4 separate regions of the Homo sapiens genome follow, and regions 1, 3 and 4 are each linked to region 2. A link is a loop called in an ENCODE intact Hi-C map of the cell type or tissue named here. Cell type or tissue: heart left ventricle. All regions are shown on one strand. Region 1 overlaps LINC02511 (long intergenic non-protein coding RNA 2511). Region 2 holds the start of PCDH18 (protocadherin 18). Region 3 has its middle 140 kb from the start of PCDH18. Region 4 has its middle 91 kb from the start of LINC02511.

What was found. Peaks named below come from ENCODE experiments on the same cell type or tissue, not always from the same donor. Only the 100,000 strongest peaks of a DNase experiment are listed, where the experiment ranks them.
Region 1: a loop joins it to region 2, with 2.6 times the contacts of the local background. A loop is called at or near these places in 19 of 110 quality-filtered maps.
Region 3: it touches region 2 in a loop (4-fold over the local background); 8 of 110 quality-filtered maps call a loop at or near these places.
Region 4: a loop joins it to region 2, with 2.0 times the contacts of the local background. A loop is called at or near these places in 7 of 110 quality-filtered maps.

Annotation. Positions count from the first base shown.
Region 1 is chr4:137,119,659-137,127,658 of GRCh38, forward strand. The region is part of intron 1 of LINC02511 (long intergenic non-protein coding RNA 2511); the gene reads right to left. Among named protein-coding and RNA genes, the nearest start is that of LINC02510, 70 kb to the right of the region's middle. In heart left ventricle, a CTCF peak has its summit at 4,820; no DNase peak of the experiment used is centred here; H3K4me3 peaks cover 880 bases.
Region 2 is chr4:137,526,353-137,534,352 of GRCh38, forward strand. PCDH18 (protocadherin 18) reads right to left here and starts at 6,142. Exons shown (of 4, transcript NM_019035.5): 1 at 3,250-6,142; 2 at 2,380-2,468; 3 at 2,126-2,289. The coding sequence starts at 5,736. RefSeq lists an enhancer at 6,051-6,170. In heart left ventricle, a CTCF peak has its summit at 4,949 (motif pointing left); a DNase peak (open chromatin) is centred at 6,259; H3K4me3 peaks cover 8,000 bases; H3K27ac peaks cover 5,001 bases.
Region 3 is chr4:137,387,982-137,395,981 of GRCh38, forward strand. No RefSeq gene overlaps it. Among named protein-coding and RNA genes, the nearest start is that of PCDH18, 140 kb to the right of the region's middle. RefSeq lists an enhancer at 6,978-7,147. In heart left ventricle, no CTCF peak of the experiment used is centred here; no DNase peak of the experiment used is centred here; H3K27ac peaks cover 806 bases.
Region 4 is chr4:137,300,049-137,308,048 of GRCh38, forward strand. It overlaps the pseudogene SERF1AP1. Among named protein-coding and RNA genes, the nearest start is that of LINC02511, 91 kb to the left of the region's middle. In heart left ventricle, no CTCF peak of the experiment used is centred here; no DNase peak of the experiment used is centred here; H3K27ac peaks cover 349 bases.

The sequences.
Region 1 (8,000 bases), 410 kb before region 2:
TTAAAACATGGGTAAAAATTTTGAATAGAATTTTTTCAAAATACATACAAATGGCAAACAGGCATATGAAAAGGTGTTCAATGTCACTAATCATCAGAGAAATGCAAATCAAAGCTACAATGAGATATCATCTCGCCCCAGTTAAAATGGCTTTTATCCAAAAGACAGGCAATAACAAGTGCTGACAAAAATGTGGAGAAAGAGAACCCCCATACACTGTTGGTGGAAATGTAAATTAGTAAAATGACTGTGGAGAACAGTCTGAAGGTTCTTCATAAAACAAAAAACAGAACTACCATAGGATCCAGCAATCCCACTGCTACGTATATACCCAAAAGAAAGGAAGTCAGTATATCAAAGGGATGTCTGCACTCCCATGTTTGTTGCAGCACTGTTCCCAATAGCCAAAATTTTGAAGCAACAGATGAATGGATAAAGAAAATGTGGCACATAAATACAATGGAGTATTATCCAGCCCTAAAAAAGAGATTCTGTAACTTGCAACAACATGAATGGAACTGAATATCATTATGTTAACTAAAATAAGCCAGTCACAGAAATACAAACTTTTCATGTTCTCATTTATTCGTGGGAGCTAACAAATGAAACAATTGAACTCATGAAGATGGAGAGTAGAAGGATGGGGAGGGAGAAGTGAGGATGGTTTATGGGTATATAAGTAGTTATTATAGGAAGAATGAATAAGACCGTGTATTTAGTATCACAAATGGATGGCTGTAATCAATTATAATTTAATTGTGCATTTAAAAATAATCAGAAGAGTATAATCAAATTGTTTGTAACACAAAGGATACATGATTGAGGGGATGGATACCCCATTTACCAAGATATTATTATGATTGCATGCCTGTATTAAGGTATCTCATGTACCCCATAAGTATATTCACCTACTATGCACCCACAAAAACTAAAAGTTTTTTTTAATTAAAAGCTTAAGATTAAAATTAAATTATGACTAGAGATTGAGCCATAAAAACAACTCCTAACAAAATGTATTTTTTTTGAAAAAGGGATTTGGCTAACATTTCGAAAAAATTTCTTCTTGTCTTTTTCTTTGTCCCAACCAGATATACAAAAATCAAACAAATGTTATTAATGCAAATAAGATAACTGAGGATCTTCCCTGAAAAACGGTGGTGAAATAAGGAAAGTTTATGTCTTATTTGCACCAACTTCAAACTCAGTAACCACATGTTTCTGCCCTCATTTAAGAGAAGGCTATTCCCACGGTGCTCCCTGCATTCTCTGACATATCTGATTTCAGAAATACATCTCTTTGTCAGTCAGTTACAGTTAACCTGAAGTTATATTAAGATGGTCTCTCTCATATTCAGTATGCCTTGCATGGGCAGTACCAAACAAATTTCCATCAACATTGATAACTGTTAATTCCAATTAGCAGCTATTCCAGCCATATTACTGCATAGGGTAATTTGATACATGATTCCTACTTTCAGATGAAAGAAGGCTCAGAGATAAAGCTGCTCTTGTACTTGTCATTATTTGTGATCCCGATCCTCTACAGTCTTTCTATTTCCTAAATAGCCCTTTCCATTTGGGCAAATATCTGTGCCCTGGTACTTTTTATAGCTACTTTTATCAGCACTGTACTCATTTATGTTTTTATTTTTTTGTCTGATTTCTCCCTCAATATTTTCTGCGTTCAGATTTCATCTGGCCCATCTAATGCTGCACCTCTGCTTATTTTGTATTTAAATACTTCTCATTCAATTTTATATTACATTTGGATTCAGGATGAAAGAAAATCAGTCCATTAACTACAGATCATGATTGCAATTTAGCCTTAAACTACTTAGCTTTAAAACAAAACAAAACACAGAACTGTTGTTCAGAATTTATCTTACTATGTGTTTTACTAGCTATATTAAAAATATCTCTATTAGAGACTTATACAGATTCTGATGTAGTCTATTAAAAATATATAGATGAGGGATTATATTGCCATTTCCTCAGGTCTTTAAGGAATTAAGAAGCATATAGACTAATGAATGACTAAAGAAAACATGATACATATACACAATGCAATATTATTCAGCCATAAACAATAAGGAACGCCTGCAACAGCATGGATAAACCTGGAAGACGTCATGCTGAATAAACTAAGCCAGGCACAGAAAGACAAATACTGTATAATCTCACTTACATGTGCAATCTAAGAAAGCTCAACTCATAAAAGTAGAGTAGAAAGGTGACTTCAGGAAGTGGGAAGGTGGGGGACGTGGAGAGATGCAGGTAAAACGGTGCAAACTTTCGATTGCTAGATGAATAAATTCTGAAGCTGTATAGCATGGCAACTATAGTTAATAATACTGAATTGTTTACTTAAAATTTGCTAGAGTAGATCTTAACTGTCTTCAGCATGCCTCCCCCAACACATAAAATAGCAACTATGTGGGGTGATGGATGTGTAAATTGATTGTGGTAATCATTTCACAATTTAGACATAGACTCAATAATCATATTGTATATTTGTAATATATTGAAATTTTGTCAGTTATACCTTAATAAGGCTGAAAAATAAATATAATGATCTAAACATGTTTTAAAAAATGTATACAGACTTTTCGCCAGTTACTCGATCCCCACTTGGTAAATCTCAAATGATTATACACTGTATTCAAAACTACTAAATGTAGGTTTTACTTCTGGCATGAATACTAAATTGCAATATGATCTTATACAAGCTACTTTATGTGCATGAGCAATTTTTTTAATTAGTCAAATGAGTCCATAGTCATATTCTACTCATTGCATATTAAGAGAATGCAGATGCCTATCCAAAAAAGAATGATGAGGAAAGTACTCTCAGAAATACGCTATCATGTAATATACAAATAGTATTCACAGATTTTAAAAGGCAAAGTCAGTGAGTATTTTATATCAAATTCATATTTAAATATATAATGGTGGCTGAAGACAGTATCACTAATATATTCCAAGTATTTTTGCATAGGTAATATTAATTAAAATTCAATTTCAAACCAAGAGGACACCATTTTGTGTCAATATAACTCAAAACTAATTATATTACTTGGGATTTTAAAAAATAAAAGATTATAAAATTATTAGCAAGCATATTATCCTTATTTATATGCTCAATAATAAATGACATATTTGGCTTAAAGTATCTTTCCAGTTTTATTTGAAATATTAAGGAAATATATCTCAATCAACTCTTCGCTGGGATCTCCACATGTCTACAAGAAAAAAATCTGTAATCAATGAAAACATATCTGTCTGGATTCAATAACTAGAACTTGGGTGTGATTATTAAAATAGTTTAATTATAAATTTAGCTTTATTCTTCAAGAAGAAATAAATAATAAAAGAATTTGGTAGGCTGAACATCAGATAGCTGTGAACTTTAATTGCAAGGTAGGCATTTTGCAGTGTTTGTCTTTCTGAGAAATATTTTACTGTGATTAGGTAGAATTCTTAGGATATACCATCACTAGTTATTATATAATTGTATTATTTGTGTGTATATTTATGTTAATATTTTGCTTGCTTTGATTTGCTTTGGTTCACTTAGAATAGTCAAATTTTATAAAGTTGTCAGAATTACTCAGCGCAATGGTCAGTTTTATGTGTCAACTTGGCTACACCATGGTACTTAGTTTTTAGTCAAACAGTAGTCTAGATGTTGCAGTAAAGTTATCTTTCCGATGTGATTAACAATTAAATCAATAGACTTTGAGGAAGACAAGATTACTCTCCCAAATGTGAGTGGGTTTCATCCAGTTGGTTGAATGCCTTGAAAGGAAATTTGCCTTTAGATTGCCTTTGAGCTAGAGACTAAAACATCAATTCTTCCCTGGGATCTCAAGCCTGTCAACCTGACCAGGAGATTTTGAACTTTCTAGTCCTAATAATAAAATAAAATAAATCAATCTCTCTCTCTCTGTCTCCCTCTCTCTCTCTGTCTCTCTATCATCTATCTCTCTCCCTCTCTTCCTTGAGACACACACACACACACACACACACACACACACACACGCTACACCCCATATTGGATATTGGTATTGTTATTTTGGAGAACCTCGACTAATACTAATGGCTAATACACTAATACGTATGTGTCTGCCAGACAGAGAGAGAGGAGAAGGAGGGAGAGAGATGGAGACAGAGACAGAAGTAGAGCAGCTATTCTTGTTTATTTGATCTGTTTCTTTGTAGCAGGAAATATTCAACATTCATAACTTCGTGCACAGAGCAAAAAAATTAGTTGAAATGAAGACAGAACTGATTGTAAACTGTGTTATTTCCATTCCAATAAGTTCTTATAGGATTATTAGTGAGTATTTAAAGAAATCTACCAGCCATAATCAAAGCTATCAAAAGGAGGAATCCAATATATCAAAAAAGGAAAATAAACGTGATAACGACAGCTTTTCTTTCCAAAACAAGTAAGTAAAAGCCAAAGTAAATAGAATATCCTATGCCACGGCAGCAGGTAAATGCTTACCACGTTTTTCTAAGAATAAATGTTCTGCACACATTGATAATTTATATGTTTTTGGTATGAACATCTGTGGTTTAATCATTGTTTTTGCAGTAGAGCAAATGTAAAGCATATTTTACCTTAATTAAATCATTAAAGAGAAAATAGCCAAAAGCATAAGGCTTTTGAGAATGCTGATTTTAACCACATCACTAGGAATAGAATAGTACCTTGTTCTCTTTATAGCTGTGTTATAGCTCCCTGAGTAATTCAATTACAGTACAGCATTGAAGCCTATCTGCATAGTATTAACTGTAGTTAAGCTTTCCAGTCTCTAGAGGTCTCTGTACATCACTTTTTCACTCACTGCCATCCTTGCAGGAAAACAGACACTTCAGCTTTGTCTGGACAGACTGCAGCTCTCCAAGGAACTTAAATGTTTCACTACTGTGTTTTTCCCCATCCTCATATATTCTAACATAAATTAAATTATAAGGCTTTAGGTACAGTCAAAACAAAAGAGAAAAACGTTTTCTATTTATTTTTAAAATTTTTACAAGGAGAATGTTTCCTTTTTGTGATTATCTCAGGTGTCCCTATTCTGAAACTGTTTTGGCTACCTTGTTTCCGAAAGTGTACATAGTACTCATGATTCTGTATAGTATTATATATAGTACACAGGGTTTAATTTGACAAATATTATTTTCATTTATAAGTGCTTTAGGATGAGAAAGACATTTATTAATGCCACAGTTCTTCGTGAAATTACCTCGAATGCAGCACGAATATTGAATTCAACACTTGAAGATGATCGGCTCTTTCATTAACATTCTCATTTTTTACCAAAACTTTGGCACACCATCAGGGAATAAAACTTGCATATAAATTAGCATCTGCCACTGTGACTCAAATCCTGAAAACGGCAAATAAAGTAGAACCTTGTCTTCAAGGCTTAAGTTTCATTTTGCTTAGTTTCTTTAATAAGATTGGACAAACCCCTCCCCCTAGGATTCTGGTTTATGGGGAAAGCTGCGTCACGTTGTGTGACTTGCAAAGCTGGTCATATCTGTCATTGGGGGTTGGGGACCAGCAGGAGGCAAGCAGCATATTTTGTTATAGTAAGCAAAAAACATGAGTCAATGGGAGATCTAACAGTGCTGGGGCAAAGTTTTGACCAGAGTTCTATGCTATTGAAAAATGCTATTTTGGACATATGTAAAGTTATTTTCTAATTTTTGGTGACACTCAATATTTATGATCAAGTATCTCTTTTATTGCAAAAGTTAAAGCTTAGGATATATTGGACACTAAGAATAATACATATATAAACTCATCTAATCCTCATAACAATTCATCTTGTAGGTAGTATTATTAATAACTTCATTTTAAAGGTGAAAAAACTGAGGCAGATAAAGCTTAATAAATTTTCTCTTAGGGCTGCGGAAGTAAATGATGGAGCTGGAATTTAAATTCAGTCTGTTTTCAGAACCTGGACCCTTAACACCTAGATTCAACCACCTCTCAGGTAGATATATCCTTCCACAAATGAGGAGAGACATGGAATCAACCAATTGAATCAGCTGAAGGAAGTGCCTTGCCAAGTTTACGGTTGAGACCAGAGGCAAAAAAGAGAGAGCAAAAAACAGTGCAAAAACTTCAGAGGCTTTCTAATCAATAGCATCTCTGACAAAATGGCTATTTGATCCAGGTATTGTGCCATTAACTATAGACTTTTCTCTGCTTGGAGCAAAATATTAAAGTAGTATTCCTTCTAACGTCTTTTTTCTTTTTTTTTTTTTTTGAGACGGAGTCTTGCTCTGTCGCCCAGGCTGGAGTGCAGTGGCGCTATCTCGGCTCACTGCAAGCTCTGCCTCCCGGGTTCATGCCGTTCTCCTGCCTCAGCCTCCCAAGTAGCTAGGACTACAGGCGCCCGCCACCATGCCCAGCTAATTTTTTGTATTTTTAGTAGAGACAGGCTTTCACCGTGTTAAGCCAGGATGGTCTCAATCTCCTGATCTCGTGATCTGTGCTGGGATTACAGGTGTAAGCCACCGCGCCCGGCCTCCTTCTAACATCTTACTGCAGAAGAGATGTCATCTATTTTTTTCCTTTCTATAGAAGATAAAAGAGATTGAGAAAGAGAAAGAGAGATGTAGAGAGATTGGTGCCACATCTACACCTGTTTCATTGGTCTGTTTCTTTGTAACAGGAAATATTCAACATTCACAATTTAGAGTATGGAGCAAAAAAATAATTAAAATAACTACAAAATTGATAATATTTGTAAGTGTGGTATATCAATATTTTGTGATAGAAAAAACAAAGGCATGAGTTAGCCAAAGTTCAAATAAAAACTTTCACCTTTGCTTTTTGTGTGACCTTTGGTGACTTCCTTAGTTTAATTCCTAGACCTCTCTTCTATAAAATGGGAAAAAATATTAATAACAGTGCCTCCCTGATAGCATTGTGAAGATGAAATAAAATAAAATTGTAGCAGAATGCCAAGTAATCAATATTAACTTTGATACTACTGTGTTGATAATGGTAATATCTTACATTTAGTATTTATAATTAAGCTTGTTATTCATCATGTGAACAACTGTCACAATCTTCTACTTGTTCCTGTTCCCAAGATGTTCTTGCTGATTGTCAGTAGATGACTTTACAACTTATTTTAATGAAAAGGCTCAGGTGCCACCAAGGAATTTAGAATATGGCCTCATATTCAGCAAGTTCCAAAATGTTCTGCCACAGCCTTTGCTCTTGTTTCTCTCGCATTCTGGTTCGAGTTAATGTGAAATTTCCCACATCCTTGCTGATAATTACTGATCTTAAAACTAATTCTGGTCCCTCTGATACACCAAAATATCCATGGACAAAAATACATAAAACAATTTTACTCCACAAATGAACTTTACTTAAATTAGCAATATTACTATGCTCCAGGCTTTAAATCTAAAAATCGTCTAAACCATTTGACTGTTGAGTCGCCTTAATTACTTTCAATTATCATAAAATTTTGACGTTTTTTTAAATGAAATATTTTATTTTCTCATTTTCTCCACACTAGCAGAAACTGTTCACATGCAGTTTATTACTACCTCAAATACACAAATTGAAATGATGCCTTACTTAGATAAGAAGTATTAATTAAAGACCTGATATTTGGCCAATTACTTTGTGGGTACTGGCAGCTATAAAGACAAATCTAATATAAAAGTTTAGTTCTTGTTTTCAAGAAGTTTAAAATTTATGTTCAGAGACAAAAACTACAAATACAGTAAGCTATGAAATAATATAAGTTCTAAAAGAAAGTAGACTAAGGGAAAAATTCATCATTACTATTGAATGGAAGCTTTACGTTAAATCTCAGGCAGTAAGCAAAAGTTTTTATTTTGGCCTCACAATATAGATAAAAGTTGGACAAGCATAACTGAAGATCAGATTTCTCCATGAAGAATGCCATGTAAACTAAAGCTTGGTAGAAAAACCATGGCTGCACGCTGTTTAGCTATGA
Region 2 (8,000 bases):
CTATGTTACTTTTCTGTTTAATGAAATGAAATTACATTATTTAAAATCAAGGATTAATACTCAAAATTAGGGTTCTGTCAGGATCACAGAATTGTAGTTTAGCCAACTCCTTTATTACACAAGTACGAATAAGAAAACTGATTCTCTTTGAGCAAAGTGTCTGATTCTAAATATATTCCACTAAATTTTCAGAGATTTCTCTTCAAATTGGTCAAGAAAGTCTATGCATTAAAAACAAAAACAAAAAACAGACACCATGACTGTGCAAACAGGCTCTCAGGTACACGGCATGCCTTATTGTCTCTCGAAGTCCCCCCCATACGTTCATCCTGTGAGATATATTATAGCATCTATTACTGTGATAACAGAATTAAATAATCAACATTTAATAGTTATGGGGTATGTCATAAGTCTTTAGAACATAAGAACAATGAGGACACTCTACTTAAAAACAATTACTACCACAACAAAAACCTGTTACTTCACATACTTGATAGATTAGTGTTTAAGAGTGCAGGGATTGGTCCAAATCTCACTCTCCCATGTACAAACTGCCTGATTTGAGATGCATTTTCTAACCTTTATAACTTTCAGTTTCCAAATCTTAAAAAAAAAAAAAAAAAAAAAATAGAAGCCTGTTACTACTGTCACTACTACTAATTCCTGCCAAAGCCTTAGGAGAGGCAGTGCAGGTATCAAACTCTGCATGAGCCTGGAGTAAACCTGGGGGCATAGTTGGTAACTACTATTGCTACTACTATTCCTAATATTAATACCGCTCTGGCTACTGCCATCACTACTTCACTTATGAGTGCTCGAGTTTCTATTCACAGTGGTCCTTTGGTATCCAAAGGGGATTGGTCCAGGCCCCCTGTGGATATCAAAATTGGGTTGCTTATATAAAGTGGTATGGCAGTTATATACAGCCTACGCACATCCTCCCAAATACTTTAAATCTTCTCTAGGTTACTAAAAATACCTAATAAATGTAAATGCTATGTAAATAGTTGTTATACTGTATTGTTTTTTATTTGTATTGTTTTTTATTGTTGTATTGCTATTTTTTATTGTTTAATCCAAATACTTTCAATTAACAGTTGGTTGAATCTATGGATGTGGAACCTGCTGATACGGAATGTCAGCTATATTGATTTTCTTGAATTCCTGTAGCTGTCTGAGGCTCCCTCATGTTTATTTCCTAAACTCTCTTACTTATCTGTATTCAAAAATAGAGGTGCGATGAAACTAAGATGGGTGATATTGTGTTGTTCTATCTTTCATATATCAAATGGCAGTCAATGATCCACATTCAGTGAAACTTGGAAATATAGGTAGCCAAAAGAACACACGTATTCCTAAGGTTGATTTAATATTGCAGTCTTTAGTAGTGGGGCTGCTAGGATAATATAATCAGTATTTAGTCAGTTCAGAGAGTTCCTATTGCAGAATTAGAGGGAAGGAACTCCAAGGAAAACGTGGTTCGAAACTTAATAGCATCTCTTCTATCTAGCTGTGTACTTAAAAATTCCACTCTTGGGTCCCTGTGCCTCTTCTACTATAGCAAAATGAAATGTTGGCAAAAATATTCTGTGCTTACCACCTACAAAGATGCATTCCTTCTCCTATTTTTAATGCTTGAAGTGTACAATTTCCAGTGTATTTTAGTCTCTGATTTTGTGAGTTGGTGCCCATCACAGGAAATGCATCCTCCAAATTACAGTCCGGTTCACCACTCTGCGCCAAAACAGTTTAACTGAATAAAAACCACCACCCAATAATTTTGCAAAGAGTTACACAACCGTGTTCTATGGCTGTATCGGATGAGGTGGAAAGAGGGGGAAAGTGTTTGTTTTTTTGATTTTTCCCCACCCCTTTCTTCTTGTCCTATGAAGCTGTCATGCTTACTCGTTCTCTTCCAACCGCTTAATGAAATTTAAGAAAACAGTGTTAAAATGTTTCAGTTTCTGTTCATTACTAAACAGTGATGAACATACTATAAAACATATTATAAATACTTTAGTGCAAGGGACAAATAAAGAAGAAATATAAGCATGAGAGAAATTTTTCATTTTACTGGTGTCACGGTAGACCTGAAAATAAAGATTTTCTATCACTACCCTCTTACCTGCTGGAATTCTTCCATCTGTGAGAAACAGGTCGCTGAATCCTTCACCCAACAGCCTATCTATTGGAGAATCTCGCCCCAAATCATAATCACTGTCTCCTGCCTCACTGTCACCACGGCCACTGTCTTTCAAGCTAAATTTGTCCATGTCTTGAAGGGCATATCTGGAAAGATAAATCACAAAAAAAAATTACAGTTTTTACTCTTCAGCATTTATGTTGAAACTTAATAGGTAACACAAGAATAATTCATACCTGTAGCTCCTGGAATATTTGTTTCCTCGAAAACTTGGTCTTGGCTGATATTGCCCCTGGTGAAGCATTGAAAGAAGCTGAGAGACCTGCTGGAAACCAAATAGACAGAACTGATTCCCGGAAACAAGCCTCCAAACACTCACAATCTTTAAGCAAGAAAAACAGTTGCTTGCTATTTCAACTAAGTAATTGAATATATTCTCTCTATTTAAAAGATTTGCAAATGCTGGACTGTGGCGGACCACGCAGCCAGCTACCAACTATAACTAAAATATATCTCAGAGAGATTTGGATGACCTAATACAACTGACTTTTACTTTGTGAAAGAAGACTCCCTTTCAAATAACTGATTTATTTTCTTTATAATTCAGACAAAGTGACCACCTGTAAAAATACATGGAAAATACTGTAAAATACAACACTGCAATGCATGTAGTTTAAAAAATGTCAGGAAATCTTCCAAACTTGGACAAACATAGCATGCATTGAAATAGAAGTCTGAAGGCCTCAGTTTTTTTATTTGTTCAGTAAAGACTATAACCTTGAAAATAAAGCAAGTCTCTACTTTTTGGCTTCCCATTATTTTAATCTGGGAAGCAAGGGGACTCTAATTACATAGTCCTTTGTGACCTTCACATTTATTTTTCAATATTACACATATTATATGAAGTTATTTACTTAAGGAAAACTAAAAACAGTATGCTAAAGTGTGCATCTTTGCTACATATTCACAATGTAACTTGTATCCTACTTAATTTGCACAGTATTAGTATTGTTACTTATTAATGAAAACATTTAAGAACTAGTAAACACAATTCCTGAACACTAACACCTAACATTGCAATGAATTGATGCGGTTTATGATCTTACCTCAACAGCAGGAGTGGCGTGGGTGAGTTCTAATGAGAAATTCTCTGGCACGTGGTTTGATGAGATTGTCACCAAACTGTTGAGTGACTGGTGACTGTTGTGACTCTGCCGGCTGCCCATCTGCCCTCTTTCTAAGGTAGGAGATGAAGATGGAGACGATCTGTGATGAGATCTGATGGGCAGAGTGCCATTTATGGTAGGCACCAATGTGATGTCCCCTTTGTGAATCTGCCGGGATGGCCTTTTTGGGTGGTGCTGGTAAGTTGATTCGGCCACCCTGCAGTTATAGGATCTAGTGTCTTTCTTCTCGCGGTTACACCTAGTTGCAAATAGCACCATAATAACCAGCAACACTGCACAAATTGCTCCTAAGGAAATAATTATTATCATGGAGACATCCAAGGATGCCTGGCTTACTGAAGTCATTGCTGTACTTGTCACCGACTCTGCATATTCAAAGATCATGCACTTCAGAAGGACTTTGGTATGTAGCTGAGGATTGCCTTTGTCCTGAATGATAACTGACAGCTCCCATTCTGTGTAGGGAACAGAATCCATGCTAACGTTGGTATGGATGTCACATGATCGTGGATCAATTATGAAGATATTCTCCTCATTACCTGCTACTATGGCGCAGCTGAGTTCAGCATTCACACCAGAGTCTCTGTCAATTGCCCTTATTCTTGTGACATGAAAGCCACTTTCAGCCCCTTTGGGAATGGTGATTTCTGCCGTATTATTACGCAATGCAGGCCCTATAACCACAGGAACGTTGTCATTTTCGTCAATGATGGTGAGCACAACTGTGGTATTGCTTACCAGTTGCTTCGGGCTTCCTCCATCTCTTGCTTCTACCACAAAAGTGATCTGACTCACTTCTTCATGATCAAAGATTCTGAGGGCATAGATGGCTCCATTAGATGGGTCAATGGTTACATATGTAGTTATGGAACTTCCTAGAATAAAACTCTCCAAGATGGTGTATGTCACTTGCCCATTTTCTCCAAGATCAGGATCTGTGGCTGTAACAGTGGTGATATATGCCCCTGGTGAGTTATTTTCTGAAATTACAAATTCATATCGGCTTCTCTGGAAGTGGGGTGGATTGTCATTGATATCATTGATTTGAACTGTAAAATGTTTCACTGTAGAGAGACTGGGTGTCCCCCTGTCCTCAGCGATTACAGTCAAACTATACTCAGATCTCTTTTCTCTATCCAGTGTGGCATTAGTTAAGATTAAATAATTGTTTTCATATGTCTTCTGAAGTTTAAAGTGACCATGTCCATGAAGCTTACAAACTATTTCTCCATTCAGCCCAGAATCCTTGTCCTGAACTCTGACCAAAGCAACAAATGTATCAATAGGATCCCCTTCAAAAATATAAGATATTTCTTCTTTTCCAGGGGACATGAGGTTGATGTTAATTTCAGGTTTATTGTCATTAACATCCACAACCTTAATTATAATTTTGCAATGGGCTGGGATTGAATTTGGACCCAAATCTTGAGCCTGAACATCAATCTCATAGGATTTGGTGATTTCATAATCCACTTGCTTGAAAAGAGTCAAATGTCCTCTTTCAGAATCAATTTTAAAAGTCTCCATAATTTTGGGAGACACATGACTGCTGAAGGAATATACAATTTTCCCATTAGCGCCCTCATCTGGATCCGTGGCATTCAGATCTAAGAGCAAAGTGCCAACCGGGGAGTTTTCTAAGAGTTGTATTATATAAGATTGCTGCTCAAAAGCAGGGCTGTTGTCATTGGAGTCTGAAATGCTTATTTTTAGTATGGATGAGCCAGACCTCTGAGGTACTCCCATGTCTGAGGCAGTGAGCTGAAGCTCGTAGCTTGACTTCAGCTCCCGATCTAACTCTCTGACCACTATGAGTTCTGCATACTTGGCTCCATCAGTCCTGGTCCGAACCTCGATATTAAAAAAATCATTGGCAGAGAGCGAGTATGTGTGGAGGGAATTTTCCCCAACATCTGGATCAAATGCACTGTCCAGGGGAATGCGAGTCCCAACTGCTGCACTCTCAGATATCTCAATAGGTATGAGAGATCTTGAAAACTGGGGAGAATTGTCATTAATATCCAGCACTTCAACTTCAATATGGAAAAGCTGCAGATGCTCTGTGGGTAGAGTGATCACATCAAACTCTATGGAACAGTTCAAGTTTTTCTGGCACAGTTGTTCACGGTCAATTGTAGCCCCTATGCTGATTTCCCCATTATCCTCGTTTACTACAAGTAGAGGAGAATTTCCCCTCTGCATGGCTCGAAATCGAACAGTAGAAGGATTAGGAAGCTTCAATAAAACATCAGCCACATCCTCTGATAGTCTTGCAATTACTGATCCAACCCTCTGTTCCTCATAAATCCTGTATTTCAAATTCTTGCCCAGTACATCGTGGTTGAAAGATACTATCAGAAGTGCAAAAACAAACCTAAAGTGCATTTTAGCATTCATTTGGTGCATTGGTCAGTTTATGAGATTTCCCTCACAGAGCAAGTTAAAACAGCAAAGCAATTGCCTCAACTTCCTTTGGCAACGTAAAGCTACATTTGGTACTTGAAACTTGAAAGCGTCTCTTAATAACACAGCACAGCAATTAACAGCTCGCAAACTTTTGTTTTATACACACCGTGTCACGACTTCCAGATACCTTCGGCATGGAGTCCAGTCCTTGCGTTTGTTTGGTCGTTCGTCCTCTTTCCAGGCAGGAGAGTGTCACCTCCGCGTTTTCTCCCTTGTGTAGTCGGAATCCATCTATTGCAGGGTGCCGGTGGAGTCTGCAGTGTGTCTTTCCTGAGCGATTCTTTCTCCCTTTAGCTGCTCGGCTGCAGACTAAACACCCGTGATTGCTGACTCCAGTCTAAAATCTGTACAACTTCACTTCAACTCAGACAAAGCTCTTGCCCAGCGTGTGTTGAATCGCTTCCAGCCAATCAGCGTGCTTCCAAATCAAAAGCTGATGGAGTCACCCAAGGAGGGAGGGCGAGAGTGGAGGGTGGGAGAGAGAAAGAGACGGAGAAGGAGGAAGGCGGGGGTGGGTGCGCGAGGGAGAGAAGGGGAGATGGGCTGGTGGGGGCTGGGGGAGGAGATGGGAGCCAGTCCTTCCCTGTTCCTTCCTTCTTCCTCCCCACTCCCCCTCCGCCTTTCAATCTACTGCATTCACTTTCTCTGAGCGTGCCATGACAAAGGGGAGACAAATTACAGAAGAAAAACTTTAAATCAACTTCTGGTCGCCTTTATTTATATGGCACGTTAAATTCTTCTTGTTTTCTTAATTGCCCTTTCTTCTGCCACAGACATGTAATCATCTTGCTTTTCATAGTCCTTAAGTGCTAGTTTAACTTAAAATACCTCTAAGTGCGTTTTGTTGGTGGAGGAATTTAATACAATTTGAAAACTTGCTTCTAATTATGCTTCTCAGACCACCTCCTTCCCCACTCCCTCTGTAAATACTTGGGCCTTTCTCCTTCCAGGAGCACAAGCAGATTTTCTTGGGGCTCTGTTTTTAAAGAACGGAGCAAGTAAAGAGGTTTCATTTTCTGTTTTCTTTCATCTTTATTCTTTGAAGATAAAAAAAGGGCTATCTTGCACTCTTCATTTCTCTTAATTAGCAAGACTTAAGGGAACACCTCAGAATTTGGAACTAATTAACAATATAGTTCTACCTTGTATGATTTCTTTCCTTGAGTTTGGGCAAAATTGTTTGTAATATTTCTTTGTCCTGTACTTCAAAAAAATCCTATTTATCTTGGGTAAAAGACACTGCAAGCTTTAGCATGCCAATTTCTACCAAAAGGCACTATCTATACATGGCTAGTCTTTGCAGTGAATACAGGGGGGACATGGACTCAATAGTTTACAAGTCAAATTTTTATAATATATGCATTATTTATGAAAACACTTCAGATATGTATTTTAAAAACCCCAAAGGTTGTTTACACTGACAAATCAAATGCCTGAGCTGAAAATTGCATTTTGTATGCATCAAAATGCTAGGAAATATCATGGGAGGCTTGTGCTCTATCCAGGTCACAGAAACTGATACGGTATTCTTATTTGAAAATATGATTATTTATGATGTTCTTTCTGCTCTGCAATTCCTTTTAAGTTTATCATCGTGGCTCCATTTTTGCTGCTTTTTTTCATACCTTTTTCCTTATTCCTCAGCTGTCTTCATCCGCTTGCATATTTGCTGTTTCACAGAATGTCATTGTCACTTTTTTCCATTTATTTTTTCTCACTGTCTATTTTGCCCCCCAGAAACATATAAAAAAAGTAATTTTCTGATTTTTCCACTTTGCTTACTCTCAGCAGAGCTCAGCTAAAGTCACTAAGAAGGCTCTTTCCAAAAAAGAAAGCAGAGGAGTCTCAGCGTGAATTCTCCTTCTTTTTAGGCATTCAAAAGCATTTTATAAGCCATTGTCTTTTTTTCCCCCTCCTGAAATCAGTGCTGTGTGGCAAATTGTGCAGAATAGAAATGCCTATAATGAATGTATTTAGTACTGGGTCACGCTGATGAACATTCTGCCCCCATGAATAATACTGTTTTACAAGTTTGTAGCCCTTTCAAATTGCTGATCCCCAAACCCTATAGGCAAACTAGGAAAACTACCACAAGCAAGGGGGACTTTAGAAACCCATAGCCATCTGGCCTAGATCTCTAACAATCTGAGCCAATAATTATATCAATTCAGGCTTTAGCGAACCCCTTTGCAAACACCAAAAGA
Region 3 (8,000 bases), 140 kb before region 2:
TGGTTTTTTTAAAACAATTTCATTAAAGGAACAATGAATGCATCCCAAACTCACTTCACCATGAATTCATTATTAAAAAAAAAAAAAAGGACAGGGAAATGAAATCACGTCTGTAGACTTCTGGAAACAATCATGCTGTATGAGTCAGACTGAGGGTCAGTACTTCTTTGCCAGAATACCATAGGATCATGCTATTGAAAATCTAACCAACATATAAAGTCGTAAAGAGAAAGAAAAATAAATGAAAATTCACATTATTGCAGATTGTATAGTTTGATGCTATGTGAATGGTCTTCATTTATGGCTAGGAATTGCAAGACTGCTGTGAAAAGTGGCAATTATACCTTGAAAATAAAAGACTGCAGTAATATCAGGACAGATATTAAAACAATAATGTGATTTAAAGGGTGCTTTTTAGTACTTATAGCTTCCCAACATCTGTCCTTCAAGGTGGGGAAATATACATTATTTTTTAAATTTAATCATACCTATCTATATATATTTTGTACTCCATGCATCTTGTAATGATTGGAAAAAAAAACTGTCCCGGAGACATCTCTTTTAATGTCACTATGCATTTTGTTAGTTTGTTTAACCATCAGACAAACACTAACCAAAATAGAGTAGATCTGGAAGATATGCTTTTGAATTCACACTTGAGGATATAGGTACATTTATGGATCTAAGGATATCTTTTTATTCTATTGTTTATTTTTGTAGTGGTGACAGTATATCCTTGTTGTATATGTATGTGTATTTATACATACTTATAAATAAATATAATAGGTATAAAATTTAATCAAAGTGTCAAGCATTCTTGGGACACTATTTTTTAACTTAACTGAGAAAAAACAGTGACAAGTTAAGAAAATATTGACAATTTAGTATCTCATGTGAATATTAAGTTGCAGCTTTCTATATTCTCGTTTATGTAAACAAAGAAAAACAATATATGGCTGGGCGCGGTGGCTCATGCCTGTAATCCCAGCACTTTGTGAGGCCAAGGAAGGAGAATCACCTGAGGTCGGGAATTCGAGACCAGCCTTAACAACATGGAGAAACCCTGTCGCTACTAAAAATACAAAAAAGCCAGGAGTGGTGGCACATGCCTGTAATCCCAGCTACTTGAGAGGCTGAGGCAGGAGAATCTCTTGAACCTGGGAGGAGGAGATTGCAGTGAGCTGAGATCGCGCCATTGCATTCCAGCCTTGGCAAGGAGCAAAACTCTGTCTCAAAAAAAATGTATAAATATATATATATGGTAATGTCTGTCAGTAATATCAAAAGATGAACAGATAGTTGATAGCATAGACAGATGTATAGATATTACCACAAACATGCACATATTTACACACTACTACACAACTCGAGGCCATTCTGGCATTATATAATCATGGTCAGTAATGAATGTTTGCACAAGTCTTTTGAAAATTCCATATAACTAATTTGATATTGTTCATTAAATTTAAGAATGACTTAAAAATACATTAAAATTTTTTCTTTTCATAGTGAAACAATTACTATTATCTTTCAGGCCATGTAATTACTTTATTTCAGAATTGTAAACAAAAAGAAACAAACTAAAATAAGAGGCCTGATTTTAGCAATATGCCATTTTATCTTTGTAAAGTCCGCCATACAATTGTTAATTGTGTAGCCTCCATGTTTCTTTACCAGAAAGACAACTGATTACATGACAACATTTTGCTGATATATTAATGATACCATTAACAATTTATTGCAAAATTTCTTCAGTCTTTAGAAAGTTAACATGTGCATGCAATATAATATCAAAGAATTGTGACGCTCATTCCATTATATCTTTATCAACGAAAACAGAAGTTAATAATTATTCTTTAGTGTTTTTATGAATAATAGAGTAAGTATAAAAACATCAACTACATACATTTTTAACAAAGAATTTTTCATTTCCATTATTTAACATTTACTCTTTAATTAATTTTTAATAGGATATAAATAATGTTGACAGGTGGTTATTGATGGAACTGATTAAAAAGCTTCATTCATTCATCTATTTTTTCAAATTCAAATTTGCATTGTTTTTGGAATGAGTTTCAAATAGTCTGCCAAATTCTCATGATACAGAAATGAATGAAACATGGTCCCCGCCTTAGCAGTCTGGTAGACAATGTTGATTTGCAAACATCCAACATTTTACATTCAGTGTAAAATAAAAGTGTATCCAGAGATCCAAATCTCATAAAAATATTTTTCCTCATGCATTTGTCTCACTTTTCTACATTTGTAAATGTAATGTATTTCTTAATAAATTTGTTCTTCAGAATTAGAGTTTTTGTCTTCCTGTTCTTCATGATTGTTTTCTTTGGCAACATCTCCAAGTAAGTGCATTCTTACATCCATTGCATTGCTTATGCCTAAAACTAGACAGACTAAATGAAGTGCTAAGTGTGTTAGACAAATTATTTATGCTAAAAGTTATTTTTGCAAGTGAACTGACCTGGAAATTGTGGATTTTGCCTTTTTATTTTTCTAGTATAGAATATCCAATTTTAGATATTTTAAGAAATAACTTTTAAAGCTTTGCATTTAACTGTTAAAGAAGTATGTCAATACATAATTTAAAACTTGAACTAATATTTGCTATATCTTCATGTTTCTTGTCTGCCAGAGTTTAGTGCTAAGAGAACTAGATTTGTACTAGGAGCCCAGAGCACTTTTTATCTGGTTAGTATGAAAGCTTTTTAATTTTCAATAGGTATTGTTTCTTAAAGCATCAATTTTTTAAAAACAAGAAAAAAAACAACTGAAATAACTGTTAATGTGGAAATCATTTTGTTTTAGGAGCAAATGTGAAAAATGATGCAATCTGCAGATAATAAAACTCTAGTTGTTTTGAGGTCAAAATAATCAGTATTATTTTTCTCTTGAGCAACACAGGAAGTAAAGAGACATTTTCATTAATGCCATCTGGCTCACAGATGTCATTTACTGTGAATTTTAGAAATATATGAAAACCTTATGGCTAATCTGTTTTGTAACACATTCATTTTTATGGCAGGATAAAAGGCCTAGTAGATATTATAGACATATTTAAAGAGGCTATATTTACATATTTATTAAAGCTAAAATATTATGTTACTAAATGATAATTTTTCCAAGTAATCATTCCTATCTAAAATGGCATTCAATAATATTTGTTCACCAAACCAAAGGATGACTTATGAATAAAATCCTTTTAAATTTGATTTTGTTGCTAAAGGATATGTGGTTATACACAGTGCATATATTAGAAAAACCCCTTATTCATTTAGTAATGCTCTTGATATGTTTTGGCTTATGGTTCAGTTCTTTTTAAATTTTGCTACATTCTTTGTTTCCACTTAAATTTGGCTTCTATGAAAACATTAAGAAATACTTTTTGTTTACCTCTTAGAAGGTATATACAATATGACACCTTTGGAGGTTTAATGTTAGAAATGCAGAAGCAGACCTTTAAAATGGAGTCCCCATTTTGCCAGTCATAAAGCAAAATCTGTGCGACACACACATCTAGGTATTTTTCATCCATATCTAGCTTGCTCACAATGACTTTCTCATGCATTACAAACAATCTGGCTCTTAATATAGTGTTTAAATGAACTTTAATGTGGCACATGACAGTCTTCTGATATAGTCAGTTATCAGTTCAGAGGTCGAATTACTGAATCTTACTCCCTACTATTCTTCCCACAGGGACATAAATTCTTAACCGTATCTAGAGTTCCTGCAATATAATGTCATATTCCCTTCTGCCATTTCACTGAGAGAAAGGTTATAAGTTCAGAAAATGCTAGCTGAACCAAACAGTTTATGATTTCACCTATAAACATTAGGGATACAAACATTTTCTCAACATCATGTGAACCACTGCCTGTCGTTTTGGGTCAGGTGTCTGTGTTCATGTGATAACACTCAGGTTCCATGAACACACATTACTGTGATTGCAGATTTCCCTTTAAACCAAAAACAACATTACATTTAATTATGACCTCACTGAAGCTTAGTTAGATGTATAATCAGTAAAAACGGAAGTAGAAAGGAAAGAGTTAGACAAGGTGAATGCATGATTTTAAAAAATGCCTGTATTTGCTCATGCTGTATTTTTACAATATATGAAAATCTGGCATTCTGGTTTCATAAATACATTCTACATTCTTTTCATTTTTCAGCCAGGTAATATATTTCCTAGAAAAGGTGTATATTGATAAAATTGCATCTGGAATTTCATCATTAGGTTTAGGCTGGAATAATTTAAATATGTTATTGTAAAACTAAATGTCAAGTTGATTGAGCCAGGATAACACAATAGCTTCTCTGAGCATGTTGGTGCACACCTTAGGCAACTGGCAGTCTCTTGACACAGATACGAACATGTCTTATAGAAAACATTGGTGGAAAGTAAGTGAACAGAATAATAGCCAAATATATCCAACTTACCTACCAAATCCATTCATCTGAGACTTAGATGAGCTTCAAAAGTCACAAACCAGATTTAAAGCTGTTCACCATACTGTTTATTCTATGAGACACTCCAACCGTTAACAATGTAAATGACTGCAATACTCAATACAATTTTCTAACACAATTACTTGGGTCACAGGTGTGACAATTTTTGAGCTATTGAAACTAACATGTTTGAGCTTCTGAAACAAACAGCTCTACAGTCAACTTAAAATCAATAACAGTATTTGATTTTTGTCATATTTGTTGCCTTCTAGAATTCTGATAGGTAGCATAATTCTGTAGTATTGATCAATATGCTATGCTGTGTGTCAATATGAAAAATACAAATGCCAATTTCAGTTACTTGGAAACAGTTTAGGAGAACTCATGGAAGGATTTCATCTATTTTTAACATTCCTGACCATAGGGGTTAGCAAATTTACCCTTTATAATCATTTATCTTGGCCAAAGTCAAGAATTCATTTACTATCCGAGTGAAATCACCCATGTTAGAAGAATGTCTAAAGGTTTTCTTTTGTTGTTGTTCATTTTCCAGTTTCTTTACTAATATGGGTACATTTATAATGGGAAATACTTTGAATAAAATATAATTTTATTCTTCAAAATGCGGACTTGAAGCAGCTGCTTTTCACAGTGTACATCTGCATAGTGTTATGGAATGAAGGTTTTTAAAATGAGTGCTTCAAAATACCACATTTATTTTCTTCCTTGCAGCTCAAATCCTCTCCCCGCCTGGTGTGTGTGTTCAGCTGGTTCTCCAAGCCTTGGTCACAGTCTCACTGACCTTGGTTGCCTGGTTACAAAATCCTCTTTGTGATTTGTGAGATGCTTGTCTTGATGGAGAGCAAAGGATTTTTTTTTCTACAGTAAACTTAAGGGAGTTTCTATTTCAGAGTAGAACATATTAAAACCAGTGTATCTTGCCAATTTATAATTTGCTCTTCATAGGGAATAAAATTATGAACTGGATTTTTTCCTATCCAAATTATATTTAATATTATTGCCAACATTTACTTCCTGATTCTAGAGAATAAGCATCTCAAACAGCTAGAGGGCTGCAGTCTAAGCTCCTTAAAAAATGAGGCAACTTTATAAAACATAAAGTATAAATATAATAATATGTTATGAAAATTGTATGTTCTTGTGAAGACAAATGTTTACATGAATCATTTGCAATCCACTTAATTTTCTCATTCTTTCTATAAATGAACTTGAGAGAAACTATATTTTTAATATTTTTGATGCTGGAAAAAATAGTCTGTGATATGCATTTTATTTTGTCATTATCCAAGTGCATTTCTCTTTCTAAAGTTCCATATCCCTATGATAGTGTCAAAATATATTGCTTGTCAGATACATATTTACTTAACTTTTACATCCAATTTTCTTAATTGTTTCTTTTTCCAAGAAAATAAGATCCACTCATGTGTATACACGCTTAAGGTGTGATTTTTGTGAGCTTATGCAAACGCAATAAAATAATAACATTTGTTTGTTGAAAGTGTATGGGTGCCTAATTCTGGAGATTACCTTTAATAGGAGGCAATGGGCAAACTAAATGTAAGTGGTGTGGTCAAGTCACAAAATAACAAGCCCATTGTATCAGAGATCCAGTTTGCTACTTGGACACTTGAGCATATAGTCCCTCTGAAGTTAGTATAATTGGTTCCAGCTGTTTAACTGTTGGGTTTTTTTTGGTTTTTTTTTTTGTTGTTTTTTTTTAGTTTTGAACAGGAGCCAACTTGGCTTGAAAGCTGTGCTACCAAAAAGAAGAGACTGAAGAATGATGCCAATGTATATATATGTATTTCTTTCAAGCCATTTTCCTGCAGCAGTTCATCTCAGGGCCACGATAATTCAAACACAATGATAGTGATAAAAGAGAAATGGGTTGTTTGACTGCTAAGAGGCAGCTGGCCTGATTAAAGCCAATATGAGTGAGAAAAAAGCTTTTCATTTTTAAACTTTTTCTTTGTGAAAGAATAATTTCCCTTCAATGATGTGGTAAATGATTTATTTTCATCCTCTAAGTACTTTATGTAACACAATTTTCTATAAGAGTTATTAGTAACTAAGGCAACACAGGGCCCTGGGTCTCCAAATTTAAGCTTCTTCATAATTTTTTTTCATTAATGTATTGAGTAAAACATATCTTTTGCAAGAATTCAAATATCAGATAATATTTTTCCTCTTTTCAAAATCATAGCAACATAAAGCATTATATAACTGAGACATAGCTCCAATATTATCTAAGAGGTGTATCCAAAGTCACACAACTAGTTAATGTCAAACATGGATTAAAGTCTTTTTATTTCTCGTTAATGAAAATCCTACTCAATGACATACTAGCCTTATGACCTACCTTGCCAAAAGTAATTTTTAACAGATAGTACTTTAAATAAACTGTAAAATTCCAAGCTAGTTAGTAAAAGTATATTAAAGTGTTAAATTTTTTTAAGGTATAAAGGTAAGATTTTCATTTTATAAAACGGGACAATTAAATGTGCTAAAAGTATTAGAAAGTATGCAGAAAGTATTAAAAGGAGTAATTTGGCAACAAGGTAGTCAAAAGGATAGTAACATTAAAAATATAGGCTGGGAACGGTGGCTCACGCCTGTAATCTCAGAACTTTGGGAGGCCCAAGTGGGTGGATCATGAGGTCAGGAGATTGAGACCATCCTGGCTAACATGGTGAAACCCCGTCTCTACTAAAAATACAAAAAATTAGCCGGGTGTGGTGGTGGGCACCTGTAGTCACAGCTACTCGGGAGGCTGAGGCAGGAGAATGGCGCGAACCTGGTAGATGGAGGTTGCAGTGAGCCGAGATCGTGCCACTGCACTCCAGCCTGGGTGACAGAGCGAGACTCCATCTCAAAAAAAATATATATATATACACATATATAGTATATATATGTATGCATATATATGCGTATATGTATGTATATACGTATATATGTATATATTTGTGTGTATATATGTATATATTTATGTGTGTGTGTGTGTGTGTGTATATACGTATATATATATACATAAAACAAGGTCAAGCTCGATGGGTCACTCCTATAATCCCAGCACTTTGGGAGGCCAAGATAGGAGAATTGCTGGAGGCTAGGAGTTCAAGACTAGCCTGGCAAACATAGCAATACCCATCTATTTAAAAAAAATAAAATAAATAAATAAAAATAAAACAACCAGGAGACCATGGCAAGAATGACAGCGCCTCCCAGAAAGTCACATTCAGAAGACAAAGAAATCAGTGATAGAAAAATTTTGCAGAAAGAAAAGTCAGGGCTTATGCAGAATTTCATAAAATGAATGACAGGTATTGCATTAAAAGAAAGTCCATATTTTGGATAATGAAACATTTATTTATTCAGAAAATACTTATTGAGCACCTGCTACCTGCCAAGCAGTCTTCTATGCACGGTGTTTAAGAGAAGAATAGTATGTCACCGATAGAAAGGGATAATATTATAGCTACATCTTTCTTTTTCACTAACTGTATTTGTTTGAA
Region 4 (8,000 bases), 230 kb before region 2:
GTATCATGTAATCCAGTTGTGTGAGCTCATTTTCAGCATTAACTTTTTTCTTTTTCTCTGATTTTATTATTTCAATTTTCTTATTACTGATGAGGATATATGGATTACAACGGTCCTGGAATGATTTTAGACAGAAAAAAAAATTAAATGTGGACATGTTTGGGCCCCGGGGCTTTGATTTTTTATACGTGCCTTCTCTTCTTCCCTCCTTTATACCTAGGACCCTAGGCAGAGCAAAAATTTTAAGGCCAAATCTCTTTGTATGTATGTGAAGTTTTTCTAGGTCACTTTTCATAAGTGGAGAATCTCTATGAAAAGATTTTCATGCATATTTTTATGCAGGATTAGAAAATCCAGTTTACCCACCTGCAACAGCCTGAGGCTGTCTCTCTGGTCTTCCTGTGTGAATGACAAGCCTACACTCAGCCTTTCATGCCTAAATACAGGGTAAAAATTACTGTGGGCTGCAGTGCCATCGGCTCTCGCCATGTTGACTTTTATTATATTTTGTGCTCTTTGAATCCTTCCTTTATTCTTTGGTGTTTAGTTAGATCTTACTTTGAAGGTTTTGTTTCATCTATGATCTCATGTTCATAGCAGAAGGGAAACTATCTGAATCAGGTCATCATGGTTTTTAATAAAAGAAAGCAGTGTAAATACTTAACCAAGTTCTCCTATTAAAAACAACCAGCAGTTGGACTCCCCACATCTGTGCCTCCACTCTTATTCTCAATCTTCATATTTGTACTTTTTTTTTATGGTTAGTGCTTTATTCTTTGAAGAATGCTTCTAAAACATCACACTAAGTCAAGCTGAAAGGTAAAGTTTAAAATAGTTTTTAAAGTATAAGTCATAGTATATGTAATGACTATTCACTCTACAGAATCTTGACCTTAAAGCTTATGACACACCCAGTTGGCAGTAGCACCCATGTTTTCCAAATAGCCAGTCATTATTTTTCTTTTGTCTGCATAGACTTCTCATTAGCTGCCTTCTGCTTTTGTTGCATGAGCTCAGAGTCCCTATGCTTTCTCTGAGAGGTAGTCAACCTATCCTCTTTTCTTTTCCCCTTACTATTTTCCTGGGTTTTCTCCATGTTTTTTCTGGTGGACAAGTTCTCATTGATTTCCACGGGCCATGCCGACCATTGACAGAGCCTGGAATAAAGCGACTCAGAAAAAGCAACAGCTCCCTGGCACACTAGGCTACCATCACCACCGTCTTCTTTTCTCTTTCTACATTTATCTGCTAGCTTTTGTTTTCTCCCCTAAGACAACCTGTGTGGGGAAAATTTTCTCAAACCATGGTTTTCCTCTACTCTCATGTCACAACAATCAACACAGAAGACTTCCGTGACAAAATGTAGGGGGGAGTTTCCCCACACACCAAGCGGTGGACACCATATGAGTGTCCTCCTATTTAGTTCCAACACTGTCTATCTGGAGATAGCATATCCCACAGGGTGGGGCTCAGTACCCAAGCCTGCCCCTTGCTCACCAGTCACAATTCTAGGCTTCTGAAATTCTGATTAACACGTATCAGGCATTGGGGTTCCCATGACTCCCTGTTTTGGTTCAATTAATTTGCTAGAACAACTCACAGAACTGAGGGAAACAATTGCTTACATTTGCTGGTTTTGCAAAGGATATCTATGGAGAGTTGCATAGGAAGGCATGTAGAAAACGGTGTGGAGCTCCCATGCCCTCCCTGGGTGTGCCACCCTCCAGGAATCTCCATGTGTTCACCTATCTGGAAGCTCCCTTAAACCAATCCTCTTGGGATTTTATGGAAGCTTTAGGACATCAGTATTCTTTCCGCCTAGAATATAGGGCAGGACCATCTCTGGGAAAGGCCTTAAGACCCACGATCAGAAAGGCCAGGGAAGAGTAGAATCCTGCCTGGGGTCAGTGAGATAAAGGTAGGAGAAAGGAGGGAAAGAGAAGGTTAGAGGCCTGCGCCTGAGGCCTAACACACCCAACATTATAACAAAAGACTGTAACAAGGGCTACAGAAGTTGTGAGCCAGGAACCTTGGATGAAAGCCAGTATATATCATGACACCACAAAACCAAATCTATCTAATCTCATCATTTATATGTGACAGTTCTTCCATTTCATTCAATATCCTCCTAACACTAAAATTCTTACCTGAGCTTATAATTCCCAGAAATAATTTCACTAATTGCATGTATAGGAAAATCATTTTATAACTCTATTTTTTAAATATTTTATATTTAAATGATGATTTAAAATAGCCTGTTCTGCAAGACGTAATTGCTCCATTAAAAAAAAAAAAAGTAGAAGAAAAAAAAGACCTAGCATGCTATAAAATTTTTATAATACCAAATAAGATGGTACTTGTTGGAAAATAAAGTATGCACAACTGTAAGGGGACATAAAGCTATCAAGAAAACCACAGCTTTGCTACAATCCTTGATTAGCTGAAGTAGCACTGTGGGTGTTTCCTTCAAAGTCAGTTCTTTGCTACCAGATGGAGATGTTCTTGTTTCTTGTTAGATATCCTAGACCATAATTTAATCCATTAGTCAGCAAAGAGTGGAATCATTCCCATACCTACTCCAAACGTTCTCTTTCATTTCTTTCGGGTCTATGCTACAAGTCAATACTTTCCCTATATGATTTCTTCAGGCTTTTTCATTTTATGTTTCAAGACAAACTACGCTTATTAAAAGTGAGGCTTTGGGTTGTACAACATTGTGAATGTACAAAATGCCACTTAATTTCACACTTTACAATGATTGATTTTATGCTATGTGAATTTCACCACAATAAAAACATGAGATTTTTCTCACCAGCAGTGTTGATAAAGCAGCACCAATTTCTATTTATGAATTAAGTACACTGGTGATCTGGTCCTTGCTTTGGTTCAAACATAGAAATAACAACATCTGAGAGACTTTTCCTGACATCCCTAACATTTGTACCCAGTCTTCCTTAAGCTTTCTGGAGCACTGAAAATGAAAATAATAGTTTTCCTCTTTAACATCTCTTTTGCAATTTTGTTTGTGTTAATGTTCTTCTGATCTAATTTTCTTCCTATATTTCTGATTCAAGTTTTGTTTGCTGGTTTTAATTTTTCCACCTATCCTTTTGATGTTAAAATTTCATGTAGTCAATAGACTTTTTCTCTTGCAGTTCTACATTAAGTTTTTGTGCAACTGAAGCTCACACAACACTTCAACGTACATCTACCACTTTGCTACACCTCAAACTAATGCAGTAAATTGTATGCATTCTTTATGGCTATCAAGAGGCTGCTGAATGCTTCTAGATTACATCAGTTTGTTTTGAAGAGTACCATGTTCATTTCCTCCAATCTCAACTGTGCTCTCAGTTATTTCTATGTCTTCAGTCAACTGCACCTCTCATTCCACAGAGCAAACATTTTAAACTTCTAAATATTTTCTCCAAGAAAACTGAATTAATGTAAACTCTACACAAAAAGGCCACATTAGTCATTCTATAAATATATTGTCAGAATTAATGAATGAACACGTAGATCTTACTTCATATTTAGCACCTATATTTTAATTCATTCTTGCCCGCTCTATATTTCTTACAAGTATGTATTTTTTCAATGATTCAGGTATGCAGTAGGTAAATTTCGTATTACAGAATACTTTGTTCATTTTTCCCTACTTCCTTCAGTAAGCTTTAACTGTGAAACAGCTTAATTGCTACTGACAATTATTTCTTAGATGTATAAAAGTCCCCTTTAGACCAATGTCAATGTTTGTTAATCTAACATTACTTTTTTGAAGGAAAATTACTGCTATTAAATGTATACTCGTGGAAGGAAGTAATATTGTAATCAGTTCTGGGGATTCAATTAACTAGGGTGTAATAATACTGTTTGCTTGAAAGAAAACAATTTGTACCTGCATATTTTCATTTGGCTACCTAAAGATCTTTTAAGGGATTATCTGATCATTAGAATGCTTATTATCTTGATAAAATACCCTAGTTTGGTGATTACAAAATAATTTAATGAGATCTTTCTTAGTTAAACTCAAGTATTTTATACAGTATCATAAATTAAAAAAATCTTCCTTACTGATGAATCAATACTATGTGATATCAAGATGATAAAGTTATAGCCCTATTCAATGTCTCTTTTTTCACATAATTTTAAATTAATATCTCTCTGGCCCTATCATTTTTGTAAAAATTTACCTTTATAATTAACTTATTTAAAATAATTTACCACTTCTATTATTGATATATAGTACATTTGCTATTTTATTACATCATTGTCATTTTATTCAAACTTCTGCCAGTTTGATGCTATTTCTAAAATGACTCAAATATTCTGCATTGAAGCCATGCTATTTTCTTGACTACTTTTCTGAATAAATTATCTTTATCTACATGTTTCTTTTTTTTCTTTTCTCAAGCAACTGAAATTAAATAAAAGAAAAATAGACATGCTTTATACTTTCTATCTTTAATTCAAACTATACTTGCTAGAGGCTGATGATTTGTTTCAGAGTTTCTACAAGACAATGAGTAAAACTGAGCCCAAACACCATAACAATACCGAGAGAAGCTTTCCTTCACTAACTGCCTTAGTCCATTCACACACTGCTATAAAGAAATAAGTAAAACTGGGTAAATTATAAAGAAAAGAGGTTTAATCCATTCAGTTCCACACTCTGTACAAGCAGCATGACTGGGGAAGACTCGGGAAACTTGTAATCATGGCGGAAGGCAAAGGGGAAGCAGGCACATCTTATGTGGCCAGAGAAGGAGGAAAAGCACCAAGGGGAGATGTTACACACTTTTAAACAACCAGATCTCGTAAGAACTCACTATCATGAGTACAGCAAGGGAGAAATCTGCCCCCATGATCTAATAATCTACTACCAAGTCCCTCCCCATCAATGGGGATCACAATTCAACATGAAATTTAGGTGGGGATACAGAGCCAAACCTTATCAGTAATCACCACTCTAGGTTTGTTTTGTTTTTGTTGGTCTTATTTGCAAGAAGTTGGTTTATTCTCCTACCTTCAGCTGCCTTGGCCAAGTCTTTGAAATAACTCCTTTTATCATTGATAAGTTAAGCAGTGAATTCAGTAAAACAACAATTTAGCAGAAAACAAACGCACATATTATTTTACAGTTTGGAACAAGAAAAAAAAATACATGAGAAAAAGAAAAACATCATTAAAGTCAATATCTTTTGCTCTATGCTAGGGAGTCTTTATTTCCTCTTATTTCACAGACATTCACTATATTCACCATTCACTGAGCTATCTCACCCTGGATTTCTTAAGTCTCTTATAAATCCACAAAACGATGCACTGTTTTCTTGATCACTTTTGCATTTCAACTAAGCAGGATGTTTCTGTAATATACCAATATATTTGTACTATAAAGATCTATGGCTATCCCCACCCCTACCTGGTTTCAACAGCATTTACTTTCTATGCAGTCTTTTATAAAATCCCACTTTGGGAAATCATTTATATTAGTATCTTTTTATCAACAGGAGGAGGTTGTTCACACATATAGATAACCTTGAATGCATTAATATAAACTTGTAATAAGGCAGTATAATTAAAAGAATAAGATGAGTTCAAATTCTAGCTTCAGCATTTAGCATCTGCATGAGATTTTCAGGTTATTTGACTTCCCTAAATCTAAAATTCCACAAACTCCATGAGATGTCATCTGTAAAACATTTTAAAGAAGTTGTGCAGTCCACAGCCTGGGAAGTACTACCTTGCATATGGCAATCTTTCAATGATAGAGCGATACTGATATTATTAGCTTTATGCCCATCTACCTTAGCTGAACAACTTTAAAATGTTGTAAAGTATAAGATAACATAAGTCACAACAACTCCAGTTGATCCATTTTCTGCTCCCATTCATTTTAAGTACTCTGTGTAAGAAGCAGCATCAAAATTTGACACACAACTCATTTTAATGTCAAAATTTAAAAAAAATTATAAATCTGTGACATACCTTTTATATAATACCATGTGAAAAATGAGGAATAATTAACTATCTACTTCATGGGTATGAATCCATGAAGCTAAGATTAATAATTTTAACTTCATATGGTAATATCCTTCTCCAATAATACTTTATAACTTCAAAGCCATTTAGAACAGAGAATGTAAAGGCACAACAGAAATCTGCTAAGCATAATTTCATTACTCTAATTCATCATAATTAACACACAACTTTAAATAATTAAATTACCTTTGCTCAGCCTCAGTTTTTTTTCTTGAACATTTTACATTAGAGACAATATGATATGCACCATAGAGAAGCTGAGCAAAGTTTTTACTGAAGACAAATTTAACTCCAGCTCAACAGAAGAAAGTCAAAATAAAGGCTCAATGTTAACTATTAGCGTGGAGTTGCTCACTGTCCTTTGCACTTCTAAGTTGTCTTTCAAAAGTGTAAGATGGAAAGGAGGTTAGAGTATGGTCTCTGATTTGTAGTATTTGTTCTGAATTGTCTGGAATTCTATTTGTTTTCTTGCCTAGTGCTGACATGGGTTTGATGGATTTAAGTTTTTTGTCATTGTCCCCACAGGATTCTTTCCTTATCAGCTCTTGGCAGATTGCAACCATTTAAGGAAAAACTTCTTTACTGGCTATCAACCTTATTTTCATAGCTTCTTATTTCTCAGTGTCAAATGTATTGTGTACATTAAAAAAAGTTCAATCATCCATGCCAGGCCATTGTAAGTAGAATTGTATTTTAAGTGATACAGCAAATGAAATTGACCTTGGTAAGCCTCATGACTTGTCAGAAATATGGCCATTCCTTCAATTCGAGTTTTATTCACAGAACGCAAGAGCTAAGCTTAAAGAAGGTATACTGTTTTAAGAAGAGAAAGTCACAGCTATTTCTTAAGAACAATGGCATTTGTGCCCTCTTCAGTAGATGACAGTGTGCTATTTTATTTGAACAAAATGACTAGCGTCTACTATTCTTTCATGTTCTGCAGAGGTAATTTCCAAACTGTGGTCTCTTGCCAAGCAGCAGTGGCACTGGCAGGGTAGTCATTCAAAATTCAAAATTTCAGACCCCACCCCTCAAAACTACTGAATTCTGGGGTGGGGCCCAGCTGTCTGGTTGGTTTTAAACCAGGTGATTCTGGTGCACACTAAAGTTTGGGAACCACTAGGATAAGCTATAAACCAAAATTACAAGCAAGATGAGTTTACATACTTTAGTTACCATTTATTTTTGCAACCACCCTGGTTATAAAACTAGTTCTGTGAAAATAAATAAATAAATGGTCACTCAACATTGTGATTGAGAGAAAACTACTAAATTATACCTTGAAAATTCGAAGCCCATCAACTCCTAGTAGGTTGTAAAAAGTCCACCAAGGAAGAAAAAAAACTGAAATGAAATAATGCATAGAGTAAGCAGCAAAACAAAACCTTAAAAGGAGAACATCAAAAGTCAGAAAGAAAATAACTCCAGTCCCAAACCTTGCAATGTTCCCTTTGCCTCACTGATAGTCATAAACAATTCAGTCATTTAATACCCAACAAGACAAGCATTTGCTACACACACATTGGATATATTTTCTACAACATACTATATGAAAACAGTGAACCCATTCACCATTATAAAAAAGTACTCACTGCCCAGCAATTTCTTGAGAAAATATTGCTAGATTTGATAATATCTTTATAAATAAGACTGAAAAGTGGAGAGCTCTACGGAACTTAATAGTTGAGACAGAATCAGGGAATTGGAAAAGAAATGCATTTTGCCTTCAGTCATTTGCATAACAGCAGTTTTATTTTAAAAGGTTTCTTGCTGAAACTAGAAATGCTTTGAAGAGAAACAATAAGAATCTTCATTTTGAAATCAGCTAAGCAAGAGTGAAAATACTGCCAAGTGGACTGGCTGCATGTCAGGATCACTGTAAAAATAAGTTGTGGTGAACTCAGGCCTGAGTCAAAGGCTATGGCCACAAAGGGCAGGATTATGGCTGAGTGATGGAG